Linked DNA regions of Homo sapiens: all the other regions are linked to region 2. A link is a loop called in an ENCODE intact Hi-C map of the cell type or tissue named here. Cell type or tissue: GM12878. All regions are shown on one strand. Region 1 overlaps GPATCH2 (G-patch domain containing 2). Region 2 overlaps GPATCH2 (G-patch domain containing 2). Region 3 overlaps GPATCH2 (G-patch domain containing 2).

What was found. Hi-C counts contacts between places; a loop is a spot of excess contacts. Peaks named below come from ENCODE experiments on the same cell type or tissue, not always from the same donor. Only the 100,000 strongest peaks of a DNase experiment are listed, where the experiment ranks them.
Region 1: it touches region 2 in a loop (2.4-fold over the local background); 2 of 110 quality-filtered maps call a loop at or near these places.
Region 3: it touches region 2 in a loop (4-fold over the local background); 2 of 110 quality-filtered maps call a loop at or near these places.

The regions. Positions count from the first base shown.
Region 1 is chr1:217,478,209-217,486,208 of GRCh38, reverse strand. The region is part of intron 8 of GPATCH2 (G-patch domain containing 2); the gene reads left to right. Among named protein-coding and RNA genes, the nearest start is that of GPATCH2, 150 kb to the left of the region's middle. In GM12878, no CTCF peak of the experiment used is centred here; a DNase peak (open chromatin) is centred at 3,658.
Region 2 is chr1:217,617,220-217,625,219 of GRCh38, reverse strand. It overlaps GPATCH2 (G-patch domain containing 2), which reads left to right. Exons shown (of 10, transcript NM_018040.5): 2 at 4,721-5,437. Among named protein-coding and RNA genes, the nearest start is that of GPATCH2, 9.9 kb to the left of the region's middle. In GM12878, no CTCF peak of the experiment used is centred here; DNase peaks (open chromatin) are centred at 2,919 and 4,239; H3K4me3 peaks cover 806 bases; H3K27ac peaks cover 1,151 bases.
Region 3 is chr1:217,491,069-217,499,068 of GRCh38, reverse strand. It overlaps GPATCH2 (G-patch domain containing 2), which reads left to right. Exons shown (of 10, transcript NM_018040.5): 7 at 674-713; 8 at 7,319-7,389. Among named protein-coding and RNA genes, the nearest start is that of GPATCH2, 140 kb to the left of the region's middle. In GM12878, no CTCF peak of the experiment used is centred here; DNase peaks (open chromatin) are centred at 3,658 and 4,098.

The DNA of each region.
Region 1 (8,000 bases), 140 kb after region 2:
AGATATTTATTTAGGTCTTAAGATCTGCATAACTGGAGAGATACACCTTGTTCATGGGTCAGAAGACTCAATATCTTAAGATCGGTTTTCTTCAAATTGTCTATGGATTAAATACTATCTAAATCAAAATCCCAGCAGGCAATTTTATAGAAATGGATAAGCTAATTCTAAATTTCATATGGAAATGCAAAGGACTTAGCCCAAACAACTTTCAACAAGAAAAATAAAGTTGAAATGCTAACACTACGTTATTTGAAGACTTTATTATAAAGCTATGTTAATTAAGACAGTCTGGTACAGTCATGCACCACATAAGGACATTTCAGTCAGTGACGGATCACATATATGACAGTGGTCCCAGAAGATTACAATACCATATTTTTACTGTACCTTTCCCATGTTTAGTTATGTTTAGATACACAAATACTTACCACCATATTACAGTTGCCTACAGGATTCAGTACAGGTTTGTACCCTAGAAGCAATAGGCTATACCATAGAGCCTAGGTGTGTAGTAGGCTACACCATCAGGTTTGTATCCTTGTCATTAATTGATGCCTGACTACATTTATATGAAGATAGAAAAACAGATCATTAGAGAGAAATAGAGGTCAAGAAATACAGCCACATGTGCACAGACAACTAACTGATTTTCACCAATTTACAAAGTCAGTGGAGAAAGTTTGACAGTCTTTTCAACAAATAGTACTGGATCAAGTATATTGTCATTTGCAAAAAAAAAAAAAAAAGATATTCAACCCACACCTAACACCGTACACCATGTAATGGTTAATTTTATGTGTCAATTTGACTGGGCTAAGAGATGCCCAGATAGCTGCTCAATAAATATTTCTGGGTTTGTCCGTAAGGGTGTTTCTGGAAGAGACTAGCATTTGAATCGGTAGACTGAGTAAAGATCTCTCTTATGCAGATGGGCATCATACAATCTATTAAGGGCCTGAATAAAACATAAAGGCAGAGGAATGGCAAATTTATTTTCTCCTCTTGATCTGAGAGATCCATATTCTCTTGCCCTCAGACATCAGCACTCCTGTTTCTTGGGCCCACAAACTCAGATGAAGTCTTACCCCATTACTCCCTAGCTTTCAGCTGAATTACTCCACCAACTTTCCTACTTCTCCATTTTGCAGACCACAGATTGTGGGACTTCTCAGCCTCCATAATCACATGAGCCAATTTCTATAGTAAATATATTTATGTGTATATACCACATAGAAAACTTAACCCACATGGATAACAGACCTAAATGTAAAACCTAAACATATAAAACCTCAAGAAAACACAGGAGAAAATCTTTGCAACTTTGGTGTATTTATAGGCAGGGTTCTTCAGAGAAACTCAGTTCATATAAGTAAATATATATATCTATATACACATATACATATATATCTATATGGGATATAGATATATATCCATCCTATATATACCTATACCTCCTATGTATTTATATACATATGCACATATATCACCTCTATGCACACATATATACACATATATGTTCATATGTGTATACACGTGTATATATAAGTATATGTGTGTATATATGTATACACGTGTGCATATGCATGTGTATGTGTATACATATATATGCACACGTGTATATGTGCATCATATATATATATATATATATAAATAATTATATATAGAAAGATTTATTTGAAGGAATTGGCTCACACAATTATAGAGACAGAGAAGTCCCAAGATCTTCAGCTGACAAGCTGGAGACTCAGGAGAACCAGTGGTGTAGATCTAGTCTGAGTCTGAGGGCCTGAGAACCAGGAAAACCTGTGATGTAACTTCTAGTCTGATAGTCGACAGACTCGAGACCCAAGAAAAGCCAATTTTTTAGTTCCAATCCAAAAGCAGGAAACTGATGTTCAACCTGAGTAGTCAGGTAGGAAGAGGTACCTCTTACTCATCCTTTTTGTACTCATCCTTTTTGTGTTCTAAAAAACAATTGATTAGAAGAGGCTCACCCACATTTAGGAGATAAATCTACTCAGTCTACCAATTCAAATGTTAATCTCATCTGGAAACACCCTCACAGACATAGACACAATAATATTTGACCAAATGCCTAGGCACCTCATGACCCAGTCAAATTGACTTGGTATGTTGGTTAAAAGTAACCAACATATGTTGGCTTCAGCAAAGATTGCTTTGATAAAACTTCAGAACACAATCCAGGAAAGAATAAATTGATAAATTGGAATTTATGAAAATTTAAAACTTATGTTCTTCAAATGACACTTCAGAAAATGAAAAGCCACAGACCTGGAAAAAATATTTGCAATCACATATCTTATAAAATATTTATATCAAGAATATGTAAACAACTCTGAAAACTCAGTAATAAGAAATCAATCCAATTAAACAATAAGGAAAAGTTTGACTGGACACCTCACCAAAGAAGATATGTAAATGGAAAATTGCATATGCAAAGATGTTAAACATCATTACTCATTAGGAAAATGGAAAGTAAAACCACAATGAGGTATCACTCACAACAATTAGAATAGCTAAAATAACAAAATGAATGTACTATATTACATTCTGGAAACCAGTTTTGAAGTTTCCTAAAATGTTAAACATAGACCTACTATGCATTCCACGTGAATACTTAAAAGACTTGTACACACCACACCACTGCACTCCAGCCTGGGTGATAGAGCAAGACCCTGTCTCCAAAAAAAGCAATGGGGGGTCTAGGCACAGTGGCTTATACCTGTAATCTCAACACTTTGGGAGGCCAAGGTGGGAGGACTGCTTGAGCTCTAAAGCTCAAGGCCATCCTGGGCAACATAGTGAGATGCCATCTCTACAAAAAGTAAAAATATTAGTCAGGCATGGTGGCGCATGCCTATAGTCCCATCTACTCAGGAGGCCAAGGTAGGAGGATTGCTTGAGCCTGGGAGGCAGAGGTTGCAGTGAGCCAAGATTGTACCACTGCACTCTAGCCTGGGCGACAGAGACAGAATGAGACTGTCTCAAACAAACAAACAAACAAAACAAGATTGGTATACAAATATTTGTAGCATCTTTATTCATAATAGTAAAAGCAAAAAGGAAACAACCAATATATACTAAAACTTCGACAGAGAGTATATGGATAAACAATGTTGGTATATCCATACAGTGGAAAGCAATTCAGTCACCAATAAAAAGGAATGAAGAATTGATACACATAACACATTTATGTAAAATTCTAGGAAACATAAACTACTACATAGTGAAAGAAAGCAGATCAGTTGTTGCCCAGACATGGGGTGAGGACCAGGGGGATGTGGGAGGAAAGGGCTACAAATGGGCATGTAGAAACTTTTGGGATGATAGATATGTTCATTATCTTGATTATAGTGATGGTTTCACGTGTGTATGAATGTGTCAAAACTTATCAAATTGTATACTTTAAGGATTTGAAGTTTATGTATGTCAGGCACCAGGATGATAGGGAAACTGTCAAAACTCTTCAAACTATTTTTTTTTAAATAAAATCTTTAGTGGCTTTCTCTTTCATTCCAAGTAAAAACTGAAGTCTTTTCTTTTTGGCCTACAAGACTATATGTGATGTGACTCACCCCTTGTGGCTTCCTCCCTGACCTCATCTCCTCCCACTTCAACTCTTATTCACCGTGAGCTCCAGACACACTGGCCTCTTAGTGGTTGCTCCAGCACACCATCCACACTCACATCTCAGGGCCTTTGCACCTGCTGTTACCTCTGCCAGAACACTCTGTCTACAAGTACCCATATGGCTTTCTCCTCATTTCCTTCAATTCTCTGCTCAGTGTAAGGTCCACTGTCCACCAGTACCATCATACCCTGTCCCCTCTCCCTGCTTTATGTGTCTTCCCTATTGTCTCTATTTTTCCTCTTTTTAAGCTTCGTGAATACATGGTCTTTGTTTTACTCACTCATGTAGCCCCAATACCAAAAACAGTGCCTGGCGCTATTAGGCAATAAATGTTTGTTGCATAAAATATTTGTAGAATAAATTTAAAATGAAATCTAAGGAGTAGAGTACACTGATTAAGTGCGTAGGCCCTGGAACTGAGGTGCCTGACTTCCAATTCCAGTTTAATCACTTACTAACTGGGTGATCCTGAGCAAAATACTGACCCTCTCTCTCTCTCTCAGTTTACTTATCTATAAAATAGAGAAAATGGTAGTACCTACCTCATAGCATTGTTGTAAGGAATAAACAATAACAAATAAGTGGATGTTAGCTGTTATGATGACTGTATTATTATTGTTTCTATTTTTCCTGTATGTTTCCTAAGCACTTGGTTTTGTTTTGTTTTTTGTTTGTTTGTTTTTTGGGCTTTTTGAGGCAGGGTCTCACTCTGTCTTTCAGGCTAAAGTGCAGTGGTACAGTCATAGCTCATCATATGTAGTCTCAAACTCCTGGGCACAAGCAATCCTTCTGCCTCAGCCTTCTGATTAGCTGGGACTGTAGGCATCCACTACCATGCCTCACTAATTTTTTTATTTTTTGTAGAGATGGAGTCTCACTATGTGCTCAGGCTGGTCTTGAACTCCTGGCCTCAAAGAATCTTCTTACCTCAGCCTCCCAAAGTGCTGGGGTTACAGGCATAAGCCACTGCACCTGGCCTTAGGCACTTGTTAAGTTGAATTTTTCTATCACACTATTTTTATACATAGTTTAGAATGTTAAATTGTTCTATAAACTTATAACAAAATACAGTGGTCCCCAACCCTATTCTTTACCATTCTCTAATTTCACTCTTGAAAGGAAACTACTCTCAACTGTTTTAGCTGTCTTCTGTTGACCTCTGTATTTCTAGTATTACATATTTATATTGCTATTTCTTAAAGTTTTCAGTTTAATATTGCCTATTGACTTTTTAAAAATTTGTTTTACTTTAATTTTTGTGGGGACATAGTAGGTATGTGTATTTATGGAGTACATGAGATGTTTTGATACAGGCATGCAATGCATAATAATCACATTATGGAAAATGGGGTATCCATCCCCTCAACAATTTGTCCTTTGTATTACCAATAATCCAGTTAGACTTGTTATTTTAAAATGTATAGTTAAATTATTATTGACTATAGTCACTTGTTGTCCTATCAAATACTAGGTCTTATTCTTTCTTTCTATTTGTTTTGTACCCATTAATTATCCCCACCTCCCTGCTACCCTCCCACTCCCCTTCCCAGTCTCTGGTAATCATTCTTCTACTCTCTATCTCCATGAGTTCAATTGTTTTGATTTTCAGATCCCACAAATAAGTGAGAACATGATAATATCTCATTGTGGTTTTGATGTTTGTCTTTCTGTGCCTGGCTTATTTCACTTAGCATAATCAACTCCAGTTCCATCCATATTGTTTCAAATGACAGAATACCATTATTTTTAATGGCTGAATACTACTCCATTATGTATATGTACATTTTCTTTATTCATCTGTTGATGGACACTTAGGTTGCCTCCAAATCTTGGCTGTTGTGAACTGTGCTGCAACAAACATGGGAGTGCAGGTATCTCTTTGATACACTGATTTCCATTCTTTTAGGTACATACCCAGCAGTGGGATTGCTGGATCATATGGTAGCTCTATTTTTAGTTTTTTGAGGAACCTCCAAATTGTTCTCCATAGTGGTTGTACTAATTTACTTTCCTGCCAACAACATTAAAGGGTTCCCTTTTCTCCACATCCCTGCCAGAATTCGTTATTACCTCATTTGGATATAAGCCATTTCAACTGGGGTGAGATGATATTTCATTGTGGTTTGATTTGCACTTCTCCGATGATCAGTGATGTTGGGCACCATTTCATATGCCTGTTTGCCATTTGTATGTCTTCTTTTGAGAAATGTCTATTCAAATCTTTTGCCCATTTTGTAATCAGATTATTAGATTTTTTTTTTCCTGTAGAGTTGTTTGAGCTCCTTATTTTTCTGATTACTAATCCTTTGTCAGGTGGGTAGCTTGCAAATATTTTCTCCCATTCTCTGAGTTCTCTCCTCACTTTGTTGATTGTTCCCTTTGCTGTACAGAAGCTTCTTAATTTGACGTGATCCCATTTGTCCATTTTTGCTTTGGTTGCCTTTGCTCATGGGGTATTACTCAAGAAATTTTTGCCCAGACCAAAGTCTCCAGCTATTATTGTATTGGGGCCTATATCTCTCTTTAGCTTTAATAATATTTGCTTTATATATCTGGGTCCTCCAGTGTTGGTGCATATATATTTAAAATTGTTAAACCCTCTTGCTGAATTGACCCCTTTATCATTACGTAATCTTCTTTTTCTCTTCTTATAGTTTTTGTCTTGAAATCTATTTTGTCTCACATAAATATAGCTATTCCTGCTCTTTTTTGGTTTCCATTGGCATGGAGTATCTTTTTCCATTTCTTTATTTTCATTCAATATGTGTCTTTACAGGTAAAGTGTATTTCTTGTAGGCAACAGATCATTGGCTCTTGAATTTTTATCCATTCAGCCATTCTCTGTCTATTAACTGGAGAGTTTAGTCCATTTACATTCAGTTTTATTATTGATAAGTAAGGACTTACTCCAGCCATTTTTTATTTGTTTTCTGGTTGTTTTGTGGTCTTCTCTTCTTTCTTTCTTTCTTGTCTTCCTTTTAGTGAAGGTGATTTTCTCTGGTAATATGATTTAGTTTTTTGCTTATTTTTTGTGTCATCTGTTGTAGGCTTTTTGATTAGAGGTTACCACTGAGGCTTGCAAACACTATTTTATGACACATTATTTTAAGATTATAACAACACTGTTTGCATAAAGCAAAAAGAAAACTAATTAAAAACTATGCCTCAACCTCATTCTCTACTTTTTAACTTTCTGTTATTTCTGTTTATATCTTCTTGTACTGTCTTGAAAAATTGTTGTAGTTATTATTTTTTATTCATTCATCATTTAGTCTTTCTACTTGAGTAGTTTAGACATCATAATTACAGTGTTACAATATTCTGTGTTTTTCTGTGTACTTACTATTACCAGTGAATTTTGTACCTTTAGATGATTTCTTATTGCTCATTAATGTCCTTTTCTTTCAGATTGAAAAACTCCCTTAGAATTTCTTGTAGGATGTGTCTGGTGTTGATGAAATCCCTCAGGTTTTGTTTGTCTGGGAGAGCCTTTATTTCTCCTTCATGTTTGAAGGATATTTTGACCAGATAAACTATTCTAGAGTAAAAGTTTTTTTTTTCCTTTAGCATTTTAAATATGTCATGTCACTCTCTCCTGGCCTATGAGATTTCCACTGAAAAGTCTGCTGCCACATGTATTGGAGCTCCATTGTATGTTACTTGTTTCTTTTCTCTTGCTGCTTTTAGGTTTCTTTATTTTATTGTTCACCTTTGGGAGTTTGATTATTAAATGTTTTGAGGTAGTTTTCTTTTGGTTAAATCTGTTTAGTGTTCTATAACCTTCTTGGACTTACATATTGATATCTTTCTCTAGGTTTAAGAAATTCTCTGTTATCCCTTTAAATACACTTTCTACCCCTATCTCTTTCATTTCCCACTTTTTAAGGCCAATTACTCTCATACTTGCCCTTTTGAGGCTAGGTCCTGTAGGTGTGCTTCATTGTTTTTTATTCTTTTGCCTTTTGTCTCTTCTGACTGTGTATTTTTAGCCTGTCTTCAACCCACTAATTTTTCTTCAGCTTGATCTATTCTGCTTTTAAAGACTGATCCTTTCTTCAGTATGCCAGTTGCATTTTTAAACTCCAGAATTTCTGCTTAATTCCTTTTCATTATTTCAATCTCTTTATTAAATTTGTCTAATAGAATTTTGAATTCCTTCTTTGTGTTATCTTGAATTTCTTTGAGTTTCCTCAAAATAGGTATTTTGAGTTCTGTCTGTTTCTCCAGGATGGTCCCTCGTGCCTTATTTAGTTCATGTGGTGGGGTCATGTTTTCCTGGATGGTCTTGATACTTGTAAGTGTTTGTCTGTGTCTGGGCAGTGAAGAATTAGGTGTTTATTGTAGT
Region 2 (8,000 bases):
ATTAGAGCCTGAATTTATTAGAATAGATCAGGAACCCAAGGATAATAGTTCACTCATTTACTGGGTATTTGGTAGAGGAAGCGAAACAAACAAACTTGACCTTTGGCCTAACATTTTTAAATAAAGCTTGCATATCAAATCTTGGATTGATCATACATTTTATATTGCTCAGCATAATCCAATACCACCCGAAAAAACAAAGTACTCATCTGCCCAAATCATTTCCTTTCATAAAATCCAACTTTATGTAGATGTTGGGGCCATAATTTTGTTTTGGGGTATTCTGTTCATTCGGACTATTTTAATAAAACTATTGATGAACTATTGTTATCTTAGATATTACCCAATATTAACTGTTCCCAGAAGATTTCATTTCCAAATGAGTTCCAAATGAAGAAAAATGGCTCTTACAATTATGAATATAAAAATCTCAAATTAGTTAAGTGGTACATTCACTGAATTTAGTATAATTCAAACTTTAAAACTGGTTGTTCAGTAAGTACAGATTTGTATAGAAAAGTGCTATATTTCCAGGTTTCCCCTTTAATAGGAAATTCTTATTTAAGAAACTATCTCTAGGATAAAGTGTTTTAATACATTGGTCTTCTGATGCATCAGTGTAAACTGCCAAGGCAAAGGAAATAAAAGAGCTGTTGGTCATGTGATGGTCTCTTAGGATCACTTTGTTTTTGATGGGCCAGTAGGAGACAAGAGTCTCTCTGCCTCCCGGGCTGGAGTACAGTGGCATGATCTTGGCTCACTACAGCCTCCGCCTCCTGGTTCAAGTGATTCTCCTGCCTCAGCCTCCTGAGTAGCTGAGATTACAGGCATCTGCCACTGTGCATGGCTAATTTTTGTATATTTAGTAGAGACGGGGTTTCAGCTTGTTGGCCAAGCTGGTCTTGAACTCCTGGTCTCAAGTGATCCTGCCGCCTCAGCCTCCCAAAGTGCTGGGATTACAGGCGTGAGACACTGTGCCCTGCCGATGCCAGTTTTAACTGAGGGATGTTAGTGAAGCAGCTTGACGTTAATTGACTATAATATTACTGGCTCATTAGCATGGGTTTTGGTTGGTATTGACTTGGAGGAGAGTGTAGTTATTTGAAACTGAAGGGGAAAAAGATAATTTGAACTCTGAGTAGGACTTGTTAAGTCTGTATTTTTTCTGGGTTTTTATAGGATTTTTTCAAAAAAGCTTTTAAAAGTAATATGTAGTTGATTCATATTTGAGTGACATCATGGAATAAATTGGATTCTGCTAATTACAGTGTTTTTTAAAATATGGTTTTTGTTTGTTTGTTTTTTCTTTTGTTTTTTGAGATGGAGTTTTGCTCTTTTCGCCCAGGCTGGAGTGCAATGTTGCGATCTCAGCTCACTGCAACCTCCGCCTCCTGGGTTCAAGTGATTCTTCTGCCTCAGCCTCCCGAGTCGCTAGGATTACAGGCACCCACCAGCACGCCAGCCTAATTTTTGTATTCTTAGTAGGGATGGGGTTTCACCATGTTGGCCAAGCTGGTCTCAAATTCCTGACCTCAGGTGATCTGCCCGCCTTAGCCTCCCAAAGTGCTGGGATTACAGGCGTGAGCCACCGCCCCCAGCCTAAAAATAAGTTTTATTTTCTCTTGAGAGAAGCAACATAAAGTCAAATAAGGCTGACACAGTTTTCATGAGATTCTAGGGAAATTTTGCATATATAACTGCTAATATTACTAAGAATGAAATTTCTATTACTAAGAAATTTCATTCTTAGTAATATTAGCAGTTATATTTTATTAAACTCTATTGGTTACAGCAATACTTTTTAAACAAAATTAATTGAAGAGTATCAGATTACAATGGATTGAATCAGATGTGTTAACCTCTTTCTAATGTTAGTACTATAAATGTTCTGTGCTGCAGTAAAGCACTAAATTGTAATATCCAAACTAAACTGACTTTAATTTGATATTATATTCATACATCGAGTTAATTTCATGTTTTATTATTTTGAACTGGCCATTCACCCATTGATAAGAAAACTGTCTTCCAAGAGTAAGTTACTCCAGAACCAGATAATAGAGAGAGAGGATATTGATTTTAATACATGTTAAAGTGTATTTTTTTCAAGTGAATGTTTTTTAAGGTGCAATATTATATTCAGAGACAATAGGTCTTTCAGACTATATTTCTTTTAATTAAATAATGTCACAGGAAAAGAACAAAATATTCATTGTTTTAAGGGAAAAGGGCATTTGATAACATAGATAATAGAAAAAAGATTCACTTGGCTTATCAGTGTAGTCAAAGTTGTAGCCTCTGTTTTGTTTGGCCGAATGCTAATTCCTATGTGATACACAGTTCTTTTAATCAAATTCAATGTTCTAAATCCTGATTTGTGGGGCTGGGCGTGGTGGCTCACGCCTATAATTCCAGCACTGAGAAGCGTGGCGGGTGGATCACTTGAAGTCAGGAGTTTGAGATCAGCCTGGCCAACACAGTGAAACCCTGTCTCTACTAAAAAATACAAAAATTAGCCGGGCATGGTGGCGTGCGCCTGTAATCCCAGCTACTCGGGAGGTTAAGGCAGGAGAATCACTTGAACCCGGGAGGCAGAAGTTGCAGTGAGCCGAGATCATGCCACTGCACTTCAGCCTGGGTAACAGAGCGAGACTCCGTCTCAAACAAACAAAAAAACCCTGAGTTGTATATAGTACCCTTAGAAAGGAAAAATCAAATCTCAGTGGCCCTCCAGAGTTTATTTAAAATAGATATTTGAATCACCACATTTTTAAAAAAGCTGTATGCATTAGATTTTTTGTTTATATTAAATACATTCAGAATGCCCATGGAAATAATTCTAGAAAATACAAATTCACATTAACCAAACCGCAATGCCATGTTACTTAGTTGCTCACAGTGTACATTTTACTAACCAGTACAGGGTTGGTTCTTTGAGCTCAGTTTACTTTCACCAGCTATGCCACCCTGTCCCTTGTGTTGATTCAGGTCTTTCACTTCTTTTTTCTATTCAAAACCATGTAATAGCTACCTACGAGTCATTTGGGTTTTACATAGATGTATATTAAATCTGTCTTGAGGATTACAGTAATACTACCTGGTGCTAAATTAATCATAAACAAAAATACAAACTGGCCACTGGGATCGTGTAGCTGATCTTGGCTGTAGTTTGGTGAACATTGGAGCTCTGGAACCTGATTGCTGGAGTTTGAATCCTGTCTCCACTACTTAGACGCATCACATTGTGACAGAGATCTTTCGGCCTTTGTGTATTTCATCTCCCACCTCATAGGGTTGTTGTGTGAGAATGAAATGAAATAATATATGTAAAACACTTAGAAATGAGCCTGGCAAATAGTAAATGCGCAAATGTTAGAAGCTGTTTGTATGCATCACATTATAAATGGCAAATCCAGTTGAATCACAATGTGTGTTGTTTTTAGGTTATTAAAATGAAACGACAAAAGTTGAAAGCTGTTATAAGGAACTTGCAAAAGCCTGAAATTATTGACTGTTGGAGACTATACATGATTGTAGAGACTATATAGACTATGGGTCAGCAAACTATAACCAGCTATAACCTGATTCTATAAATAAAACTTTATTAGAACACAGCCATACCCATTTATTTATGTATTGCTTGTGGCTATTTTTGCATTATAGTGGCAAGTTGAGTAGTTTTGGGAGACCCAATGGCCTGCAAAGCCTAGAATATTTACTAGCAGGCCAGTTACATAAAAGCCTACTCCTGCTGTAGGCTCTAGAAGCTCTGTATGACTGTTGAGAATATTTCAATCCCTAGGTGCCTCTAGATCTCGATTTTAGAAATGATTGCCTGTGGTCTTCATAAGACGGGTGCAAATCTGAATTGCCTGTGATGTTTAAAAAATAAAACCAGATACCTTGGCTGTATGTCACCCCAACTAATTTAAAATCTTTGGGAATTGGGTTTTAAAAGGACAGGTATAATTTATAAAAATTCCCAAAGAATGCTTATGCTTATTCTTGCTGACTACTGGATAATTTTCATACTGGTAATATAGTTTAATGCTCTTAAAAAAGGAAAGCCTAAGAGATTGCTTCAGAATGAAGTAATGATGGGCCCTTTGAAACCAGTGAGGCTCCAATTTGAATGCGAATGTAGTTTGTGCTTCACTGGGTTAAGAGATTAGTGTGGCCTAAATAAATGCATGGTGTTGGTTAAACTTTCACGTATATTACTAATCCTGAAACTACCTGTCTGTCTTTCTAACTGCCTCTTATATGACAGTGACTGGTTAGGGCACGTGGTGAATAGAAGATTTCATGTTTCTTTTTTTACTTAGAGATTAGTGGGCGAAGAGGGGACTGAGAAAGTTCTTTCTGTATCTGCTGTAGGAAAACTGGCTCTAGAAAAGGGGTAGGAGTGGGCCAGCGGATAGGGATTTAAACAGAACTTTTCCATAATTATACAGAAAAATATAAAAATACTGGGATCTTTCATTGCTCATAAGCTTATTCTATCTTGGAAGTAATTCCTATGTTTAATAAAAGAACTTATATAAGAAGAGGCCTAAAATGAATCAATATTTAAAACTGTAATATCTTGGATAGGAAAATTAGCTTTGAAACATTTTGTAATCATTAATTTTTGTCGAATTTAGAATGAATTGTCTGTTATAGAAAATGAGGTTACTGTGGTTAAGACTGACTATTTTCTTTTTTCTTTCTCTAAAAAATGAAGGCATTTCAGTAGAACCATGGAGGAGCTGGTTCATGACCTTGTCTCAGCATTGGAAGAGAGCTCAGAGCAAGCTCGAGGTGGATTTGCTGAAACAGGAGACCATTCTCGAAGTATATCTTGCCCTCTGAAACGCCAGGCAAGGAAAAGGAGAGGGAGAAAACGGAGGTCGTATAATGTGCATCACCCGTGGGAGACTGGTCACTGCTTAAGTGAAGGCTCTGATTCTAGTTTAGAAGAACCAAGCAAGGACTATAGAGAGAATCACAATAATAATAAAAAAGATCACAGTGACTCTGATGACCAAATGTTAGTAGCAAAGCGCAGGCCGTCATCAAACTTAAATAATAATGTTCGAGGGAAAAGACCTCTATGGCATGAGTCTGATTTTGCTGTGGACAATGTTGGGAATAGAACTCTGCGCAGGAGGAGAAAGGTAAAACGCATGGCAGTAGATCTCCCACAGGACATCTCTAACAAACGGACAATGACCCAGCCACCTGAGGGTTGTAGAGATCAGGACATGGACAGTGATAGAGCCTACCAGTATCAAGAATTTACCAAGAACAAAGTCAAAAAAAGAAAGTTGAAAATAATCAGACAAGGACCAAAAATCCAAGATGAAGGAGTAGTTTTAGAAAGTGAGGAAACGAACCAGACCAATAAGGACAAAATGGAATGTGAAGAGCAAAAAGTCTCAGATGAGCTCATGAGTGAAAGGTGACTTTTATATTCTCTAAATATAAAAATATTTATCTCCAGTGTTTGTGGTTGAATGTTTTATATTTTAATTAATTCTATTTTAAAATAATTATAAATTGTAATAATGATAGTGATATTACTGTTTAGCTATGGTTATATTTCCTTATACTTTATGATGTTTAGCACAAAGCAAAATTGCTTGTTTGATTTACACAAAGTCTTTTGATTGTATTATAATGACTCAATTTTCAGCTACAAGGAGGAAAGGAAATGGATTTTCAGTGGAAAAGAATGTGCTTTTGAATAACAGCACGTTTGTAACTCAGAATTGGATATATAATTATATGTTTAATTATAGACCTTTAGCTTTTGGTACTTTATAGAGTGTCACAATTCATTAATCTATCCTGATTCTTGAACATCAAAAGTTTATACCACTTCGACATGTCTGTGGCTTGACATAAAAAATCTGGAGCTTTCTAGGAATTCTGATCACTTATGAATTTTAAAACCCAATTTATAGTCTAGAAACACCTGGTTTTGTCATTAGAAAAATAGGAAAAACAATGGTCCTGTGGTAGTAAATCTAATCTGTCAATAATTGTTAAGTACTATTTTGACAGCATCAAAAGGTAAGTGATCATTTTTCTTTTATACTGAAATGATGAAGTGATGCTACTTGCAAGAAATGAGAATGTATTAACACTTTTTCCTTTTAGGCATGGGTCCGCAAAACCGAATGCTGAACTATGAGCCAGAAAAAAACAGTCTGTAAATATGGCCTGAGAAAGAGTAATTGATTTTTAATTTATAGGGCTGCTATCTTTTTTTTTTTTTCGAGATAGAGACTCACTCTGTTTCCCAGGCTGGAGTGCAAGGGTGTGATCTCAGCTCATTGCAACCTCCACTTCCTGGGTTCAGGTGATTCTCCTGCCTCAGCCTCCGGAGTAGCTGGGATTACCTGTGTGCACCACCATGCCTGGCGAATTTTTTTTGTATTTTTAGTAGAGACGGGGTTTCACCATGTTGGCCAGGCTGGTCTTCAACCCCTGACCTCAAGTGATCCACCCACCTTGGCCTCCCAAGGGCTGGGATCATTTTAATCATGTGAATTGTGGTGAGCTATCAATCTTTTATTTGGTTTTTATTTTTTATTTTGTTTTTTTGGGGTTTTTTTGCTTGTAAATGAGTGGGACCTGGTAAAAGTTTATGGAATTATCCTTTTATTAGACATGGTGTGCTAGTCATATAATTTTTCTAAAGAAGTAAAAATTACTTACATTAAAAAATTGTGGCTGAGCATGGCGGCTCATGCCTTTACTCCCAGCACTTTGGTAGGCTGAGGCTGGTGGATCACCTGAGGTCAGGAGTTTGAGACCAGCCAGACCAGTATGGTGAAACCCCGTCTCTAGCAAAAATAGAAAAATTAGCCGAGTGTGGTGATGTGCGCCGAGTCCCAGCTACTCAGGAGGCTGAGGCAGGAGAATTGCTTGAACCTGGGAGGCGGAGATTACAGACATCCAAGATCGTGCCACTGCGACAGAGCAAGACTCTATCTCAAAAAAAAAAAAAAAAAAAAGTTTCCAGAGGGCTTTGAAAAGTTTATGGTATCTGTTTTTCTTGCAAGAAAATTGTCATTCTTATATGGAAATAAGTATTATTTGTATTAGGCCATTGTGACTTAAGACCATTCAACCTTACTTGAAAGTAATTGTCTGACTCAATTACCGGGAGGGAGAGTATGTGGCAGCTGATATAACATACTCAATTCTGGATTATTTACAATTAGATTACCTGCTTTTTGGATTCATTGTGCAAGCTCCCCCCCTTTTTTTTAGTTCTCCTTTTATTGATCTGCTTTTTTATAGGACATGTAACTGGTAATGGATATGAGATCAAACTCTCATTTTTCATTTCTTTTCATTGTAAAAAGTATTTGAGTATCTACTAGGCATGAACAGGCTACCTAGCAGTCCACAAACAGCCCAGGTACACGTTTTCAGAGTATGTTTTTACTCTTGAATAAATGTTAAAAAATATATTTTCTCTGATTTGAAACTTATTTATAAACTATTTTCTGTTGTCACTTAAAAGTTAGGTGCAAATTCCTTCTGTGCAAAGATTGCTAAATATTTAAGGTATTTTGGTAACAAGTATAAGCGTTTTCAAGACTACTTCCAAAGCTTTCCTACTACAAAAAGCTTTATATTTCCTTGGGGTTGATTTATAAATAAGAGAAACTTCAGTGTGGGGGGCTGTGTGTGTGTGTCAGATTTAACAAACATTGATGATTAACTACAATTTACTCTTCACTGGTGGCACCTGGACTAATAATGGAGACTCTGTTCTCAACAGCTGCATAGTCTGGGATAGCCAGGCAAGCAAATGATGAAAATGAAATGTGCTGAGTGGAAAGTATTAGTGAGGGAAGACTTGCTAAGGGAACTGTGCTTTAAAGCAAGTAGTAAGACTTGTTCAGGAATTGAGGAAGTCAAGAGAAGAGAGGGAAATGGCATTCATAGGTAGAGAGGGAGCAGCTTGTGCAAAGGCATGAATTGTGAAATGAAAATACATACTTTGT
Region 3 (8,000 bases), 130 kb after region 2:
GGAAAAGGTATTGCCAGATACATCGGTATTAAGAGTCCCAGGGGCAGCTGAAGCAAAATGGGCTGGGCTAGGCTATGTGAGAAGGCAAGGCTTTGATGATGCAGTGACTTCTATATTTTTAATGTTGTTGAACTTCATTCTCAGCCAGAATCTAGGTTGTTATAACTGTGGAGGGAATAGGTCCAAGGTACCTCAGCTGATGCTGCAGAATTCATATCAAGGGCTTTGTGTATTGCTCCTGGGGGCATAGCTAGATAATGTAATATTGTTGTATTTTTAACATTTTTTTTATAACTCCAACAATCAAAGGGTCATAATGTGTTGTAATGATGCTATAATTAAGTTGTGGTAAATGATAGCATTTGTAGGTTTTATAACCAGAATTGATTCATAAAATGAATACAGTCCCAGCAGTTTATGTTAACATAATTAAATGGAAATGTAATTCTAACTCAGTTTGCTTATTAAATTGAAAATTACCAGGTTATGAGCACTTTTACAGTTCTGTCAAAATTGGTCTAAGTCTAGAATTACATGAAACATCCATTAAAATAAAGCATATTTAAGGCTGTGTTGCTGGTGACAAATTTCTTAAAGCACATGCGGCTCGATCATGTGAGAGCACGTGCTTTTAGTTAGGTTCCCTCTAACTGCCTTTTTCTTTCCTCTGCAGCCATTGGTTTAGCCCTGGGGCTAGGACAGAGCATGACCAGGTAAGGACCATTGTAATCCAAAAGGAAGTTACTCAGCCTCTTTCAAGTATTTAACTGTCTCCCTTCAGGAGAGTAGATCAGCTTTATGAGAAAAAATACAAATCCCCGCTCATTTTAAAAGGTGTTAATTATGTCAACGATTAAATACACTGACCAAATAAATGCGTGATCCTTAATCAGCATGAGAGTTTTCTTTCCTTTACTGCCACTGTCTTCAGTCATACTTGTGACCTCCATGGAAAGACTCTGAAACTCACTCATTTGTAGGACCTCACTATTGATCTTTATTTTTCACAAAGTTAAGGTATCAAAACAGTACATGTGCTTAAAAATTAATTTGTATTAAATCTAAGTTCAGCCAGGAAGAGAATATTTGTATCTGAAGTTTGGAAGGTAGGAAGAGTTTCTTATACTTTTACATTATATTTCTAGATGAATTTTTTTAAATTTCTTACTGGTATACATGGCAGCACAATGATTAGTTGACTCAGTGAGAAGTTGACATTCATTACAGTTATTTTTACATGTAAAATCAGCAGTTACCCCTTGATTATATTAGTTCTTTCTCGGAAGCATGCTTAAACTTGTGATGTTTTAAAACATATACATTTTAGAGTTTGCATCCTTGCAAAGTTTTTATCTTTTATTGTGAATGATAAAAGTTATTTTTAAAATAAAGGGGAGTGGTCAACCTCAAATCTTCAGGAATCATTTCTTCTGAGGGGTAGGCAGAGACTTAGGTAGTAAAGAGGACTTTGTGCTTTAATGGTAATTGGTAACATTATAATGTTTGATTTCTTGGGCTGAGCAGCAGGTTCACAGCTGTTGCATATACCAGAGTTCCTTTTACTAATAAAAGGAAGGTGCTACACACTTCATTTTGAACCCTTCTTTATTTTTTAACACACATAAGCTTAATAGAAATACCTTCCATTTTCATGATTTTTTAACTTGCTTTTTTCCATGAGAGTGAGTTACATTTTAAAGATACTTCTCACATTAATAATGGACTATGTGCCACTATTTCTATGAATTCAGAATGAACTAAGCTAAGCTACATCTATGATGTGTTCCTCTTATTATTTACAATACAAAAATTAGACTTTCTGCTTTCCTAAATGGTTCTTATCCCTCTATGTACAATGCTTACAATAATATTCCGCTTTTAGTATTAAGTTGCATCAGGATATATTTTATCTGAAAATACAATTTTATAAAGCTCATTTTCTACCCTTTAGAACTTGAGAAGTACTAAAGCAATGTTATAAATCTAGGTTTTAGACTATGGTATACCTGGTTGCTTCCAGCCAAGCTTTATTCTGAAATTAAAAATTACCTTTAATAGCTAATACCTTATAGGGAAGAAATTGACCAATTTTTTTTTATCTTTTTAAATCTTTTTGACCAATTTTTGAGTCAGCTTTTACTTAAACTTTGATGTGCCATTTCAGATCTGTATCCTTACTAGGTAGATTATTAATTAATAAATCCAGTTAATTCTTGTTACATATGGTAGTTATGTTCTATGTAGTCAACTCAAACACTGAATCAATGAATACTGAACCATTGCTTGTAGGGGAAATACAGGGTTAGGTTTCTTTGAGCCCCAGGTCTCATCTTCATCAACTGATCAATACATAACCTTGTTTTGTGTGTGATTCTGTTTAAAGATACCTTATTTAATGTCTGTTGTTGATTCATTAACATCGAACTCAGGGCCAACAGCATTATAACTCATGCCTGAATGAAGCTTATCTAAAGCACATATTTTCTCTTTAAGACCCATCACTGTCTTCTTGCAGTTAGGAACACTAGACAGCACTTTAGCACTATGCTTGGGGCCATTTTAAATAGCGAAGTCACCAACAGAAGCACAATTATGCAAAACAAACAAACAAACAAACAAAAAACCCAAAAAACTCATAGCATTAAACAGACTGCAAGAAATACACTTGTTTATACTATGAGAGCTTGAAACAAGGCCGTGTCACCTGGCTGGAGCTCAGCTGGAAACGTGTTAGAGGCTACTCAGATTTTTACCACTCTGGCTACACATGTCTGCAAATGACTGCAAAAGCAGGGGAAGTATTGGTTTTTGTGTTACAAATAAATGTTAGCAAGTAGGTGTATGGAATCTGAATAATGACAATGAATTGTACATGTATGTATATGTACAATACATTCTACTTACATAAGGGATAATAATTTCTTAGTTCAACTCAGACCTAACTGTATAGCAGACTAAACTGTTGTCTAAAGTCAGGTGCAAGTGGTGAAATGCAAGACCATGAAGTATAAAATCTTTTAGTTTATTGTTGAAGGAATGACTAATTAGCATGCATGATTACCTTATGCTTTTCTCATACCAACTTAACACAAAGAAACAATAATATTAACCCTACTTTTAAAATCCCATCTCTCACTCCTTTCTCCATCTTATTGATTCTTCTTTCTTGCTATTCTTCAGTGCTAAGTCCCATTTCAATTTACTATACATAGTGATCGTGCCTTTACTATACATTTGTTAAATAACTTACTCACCAGCCACTATCTATTGAGGACTCTCTATTTTTATTAAAAGAGTTATTTGTAAAAAACAACATAGTTTTTCCCCTGAGGTGGTTATAGTCTGGAGCAGGTAAGCAGTAATTATACTATGTTGGTAAATGTTTCAGAAAACCATAGAGAAGGCACTATGAAGGCCACGAAAGAGAAATGTGAAAGTTAGTTCAGGGGTGGAAGGAAAGAGGGAGAGGCAACTATAGGAAGCATCATTTTTTGTTTTGTCTTCTTTAATTCTGAAGCTTTTCTTCCTTGAGACATTTTGACTGAGTTTACAAGAAGTATCTTAGTGAGTCAGATCATAGTTTAGTTTTTACTTAGTTCCCCTTTTAATTTTGAGGACACTGTTGAGTGTGAAGAGACTTGAAATTATTTTGCAGACATTTGAGGAATTACCTGAACAGTGGCTGCCAATAGAAGCACTCCTGAGCTTGAGTGCCTTATGTATAATCAGGTAGTAAAGAGAGGATTGGTGGGGAATGAGAATTCTGCTCTTTGCCTTTCCTCTTGGGATGTGAGACTTTTAATAATCTTGAAAAATGTCATGAATAGCCACAGAAACTCTTAGTTCCTTTTCTTTAAATGTAAAAACCATTATCCACAAGGTATACTTTTCTTCCTGGTTTAATTCAGCAGTTTTTCCAATTGTACCTAGGTTTTTTACTTACAGATTTTAATGTAATTCTTATATGAGTTATTTTTTAATATACATCTGCAGGTCACTAATAAGGGGATTGTATCTTCGTTTGGCCTAAGTCCAGCAATCTGAAAGTTGGAAGGTAAGAAGCACTTCGCACCATATTCACAAGTTCTGTTTTTGATCAGAGTTGACATTATTGAGTCAGAATCCAGAAAGCAACCTCACTTGTGACACTGATAGGAGTCCAAGGGAACAGAAAAAAAAAAATGTATCAAGAAGAAGAATGAAAAAATTTTCAGAGTCTTTTGAGCTGCTCTTGCTTATTAGAGCAGGGATCAAGGATTCTTGTTTGTTTTGAATTCATAATCTGACTTTAAAAAAAAATATGTTGGGAGTCTTCTTTTTTTTTTGAGACAGAGTCTCACTTTTTCATCCAGGCTGGAGTGCAGTGGCGCAATCTCGGCTCACTGCAACCTCCGTCTCCCGAGTTCAAACGATTCTCATGCCTCAGCCTCCCTGAGTAGCTGGGATTAATTACAGGCGCCTGCCACCATGCCCGGCTAATTTTTCTATTTTTAGTAGAGACAAGGTTTCGCTATGTTGGCCAGGCTGGTTTCGAACTCCCGACTTCAGGTGATCCGCCCGCCATGGCCTCCCAAAGTGCTGGGATTACAGGCGTGAGCCACTGCACCTGGCCAGGAGCCTTCTAAATGCAAATACATGTTGTTCAAGTAACACCTTAGATTAATTTTTTCATCTTTGCCCCATAAAAGATCTAAGCTCACATATTAACTTGTGATTCATGACCCAGAGATCTCTGTAGTTTTATCTGAGCTTCCTTTTGAAGTTGCAGTGGTATCCCCAGATGTATAATTGTACTGATAAGGTGAGATAAGTTTGTGATGGGTTTTATACATATAGATGCATTGCATTAAGTAATGCCATTGTTTGACTTGTTTTTATGTACAAAGCCCATCAAAACTATACATTTGAGGAAGAAAACACATTATAATATAAATCTAATAAAAGGAGCTATAACATCAACGTTCAGAGAGGGTGCTATCTCATTTAAATTCATCCAGATTGGTGGCCTCTCTGAGAACTATCGAAACCTAGTAGATACAACCTAATGTTTATTTTGGTCCTTATAATTGCATTTTTCAAAACTAAACTATAAATTTTTTATTTTTTTTTCCATAACATTTGGTTTGGGATTTTGAGTTCTTTGTTTGAACTGTTGTAACACAAGCCTCAGGAATAGTGTTCAAGTATCTGTCTTTTATCTTAGAATTAGAAAACATAATTAACTATTAACTATTATTATTAATTTAATGTAGAGGTAGAGATTTCATCATCTTACTTCTAGCTATCTGTGTCACAAATGTTGGTTTGTATATATATTTTTTAAAAGGCACTAGACTTAGAAATGCCAAAGTAATTAATTTTCTTTATTTTCAGAAACAATTTAGTGTTCATGGTACGAAGTGTTTCTAAATTGAAACACTTTCAGATTAATGGATTTAAGATAACTGGTTGCTCTTTTCTATAAGTAGTAATAATGAGATATGGCTTCAGCTACATATCAGATACCAGATCTCACTTCCTGTTCCTTTATTTCATTCATCCATTCATTCAGCAAATATTTGCTGAGCACTAAAATGCTCCAGACACAGTGCATGAACCCTGAAGATATAGGCAAATTGCATAACCCAAGCAAAGGGCCAGAGATGAGCAACAGCATGGTACATACCCCAAACTAAGAACTTCACTATGGCTAGGATATATAATTTAGAAGAAAGAAGGTTAGGTTGGGGTAGGAGGAAGCATAATAAATTATGAATTTAGAGATGTAATCAAATTATGAAGGGTCATGAAAGCCTTGTACAAGATTTTGAGTTTGATCTCCATAGAGTCATATAATTAGATTAATTTTAGAAAGCTCATAGTGTCTGCAGTGTGGAGAGTAGATTAGAAGGAAGCAGGCCTGGAAGCAGGGAGATCATTTGGGAGACTTTTCCAGGACAGAGAAAATGGTGGTCTAAACTGGGATGGTTGCAAGGGGGATGAAAAGAAGTAGATATTTAAGAGAAAATTTAAGAATACTTATTTAGTTCAGACGTTCCTGAAAGAATGAGCCTAACCATATTCTTGATCATCTAAGGAAGGTCTATTCCTTCTCAAGGACAGCTAAGTAAACTAATAATTGATTCTAAGTGATGTAATTGAACAGTTCAAAGCAGTTATTCGTCATTAGAAATTATTGATACTGGTCAGATAATACCTACTGAGAGCTAGTCCCATTAATTTTCATCATAATTATAATCATAGCATTTAAGCCATATTATTTCTCAGCATTTCCTATGTTCCAGTTTTATAGCACTGAATATTTTAAATGGTTTATATTACTTAATACTCACAGTAGCTTTACAGGTAGATATTATTGTTATTTCCATTTTACAGGTGGAGACCAAGGCTTAGAGAAGTTAAGTACTTTGCCTAAAGTTACACAGGTTGTAAATGGTAAAGCTATTATTGGAACCTAGTGACTTTTTAGTTACTGGCCCAGCTGGGATTAGAACCCAGCTCTATCCTGTATTATTATTTCCAAGACTTTTATTTTTGTTGGGGTTAATTGCTAATATTCTGTACAACTTCGTTTTAGCCCAGTCTTGCATATAATCATATTTTCTGCATAAATAAGATAAGCTAGAGTTTGAGTGAGCACATAGTGAAGAATATTGACTATTTGTTTTTTTCTTTCCAATTAGTTAGGGTAAAGCAAGTGTAAAGGGAAGTGGATGGTAAGGCATTTTGAGGAGGCAATCAAATATGTTTTTTTCTAATTATATATTTCCAAGCCAATAATTTCTTTGAAGAAGAATGTTTTAAGCGTGTTTCTTTACCATGTTAGGCCAGTAGGTACAGAGAAAATAATATTAGCTCTTTATGTCAGCATAGGTAACAAAGCCTTAAAAAATTCACAGCTGAATGCAACAGTGAAGGCCGTTGACAAGAGAGGTTGCATTACTTCAACCAGGGCTACTGCAGTGAACCAAAAAAAGAACTGAGTTCTAGGCTTCCATCTCCAGGCTACATCTTAACTGACTAAGAGGGCAGTTTAGCTGTCCAGGAAGAACTCGATTGCTAACTCTCACTGATAATTTTGCAACAGTGACAATAAAGAATGAATTTTAAAAAGAAAAACTTGTCTCCCTGAACTATTGAACTCCAGAAAAAGTAGTACTTACAGTCTTTGCTTTAAGAGAAACCAGTTAAAAAAAAAAAAAAAAAGCCGTGCAAATAAATGAGTAGTGTCCCTTTGAATGAGAATATTTTCCTACTTGCAAAATAATATAATGAAAATATTTTTGTTTCTATGACTTTGTCTTAACACTTTGTGTAGCATCAGCTTCTGAGAGATAATCGAGCTGAAAGAGGACACAAGAAAAATTGTTCTGTGAGAACAGCCAGCAGGTAAGCAATTCAAAATCGCTTTTTATTCATTCATTTTCTTTTTTTCTATGCCTATAAGAATGTAATGAATTGTTGTTAGGTTGCCTTTGGTTCTAAAAAGTCACCTTAAAATATTTTATGTATTGTTTATTGGAATCTATTTTAGGATTACGAGCAATGAATAAAAAGATATTTTATTTATATTTTTTAAACTTGTAAAAAATAATTAATTTTTAAAATAAAATATTTATCTCCCTTAATTACTGAATTTTAGATCAGCATTTACACTAATAATTCATTTTTAATCTAAAAAATTGGCTTAATCTCTTTCCCTAAACTTAAGTGGCATTTAGACCTTATGAGAGAGAAATATGTGTATTCTAATAACATATAAATGAGTAAAGACTGGGAAGAAAGTAGTCTCTTTTAAAGAGTGCTTTTATAATCTTGTTCATTTTTTCCAATGTTAGTTTTTTCCATAATACAAAGAATTTCTCCCAGTTTGTTTTTTAGACAATATATTTTCAAATTGTGCAAATGGTGTTTCTGAAGACTTAATTTTTGTTTAGATGAAAATGGCTACCCTTCTTGTCAGAATGTTGATTAGAAAAACTGCCCTGATATTTACATTT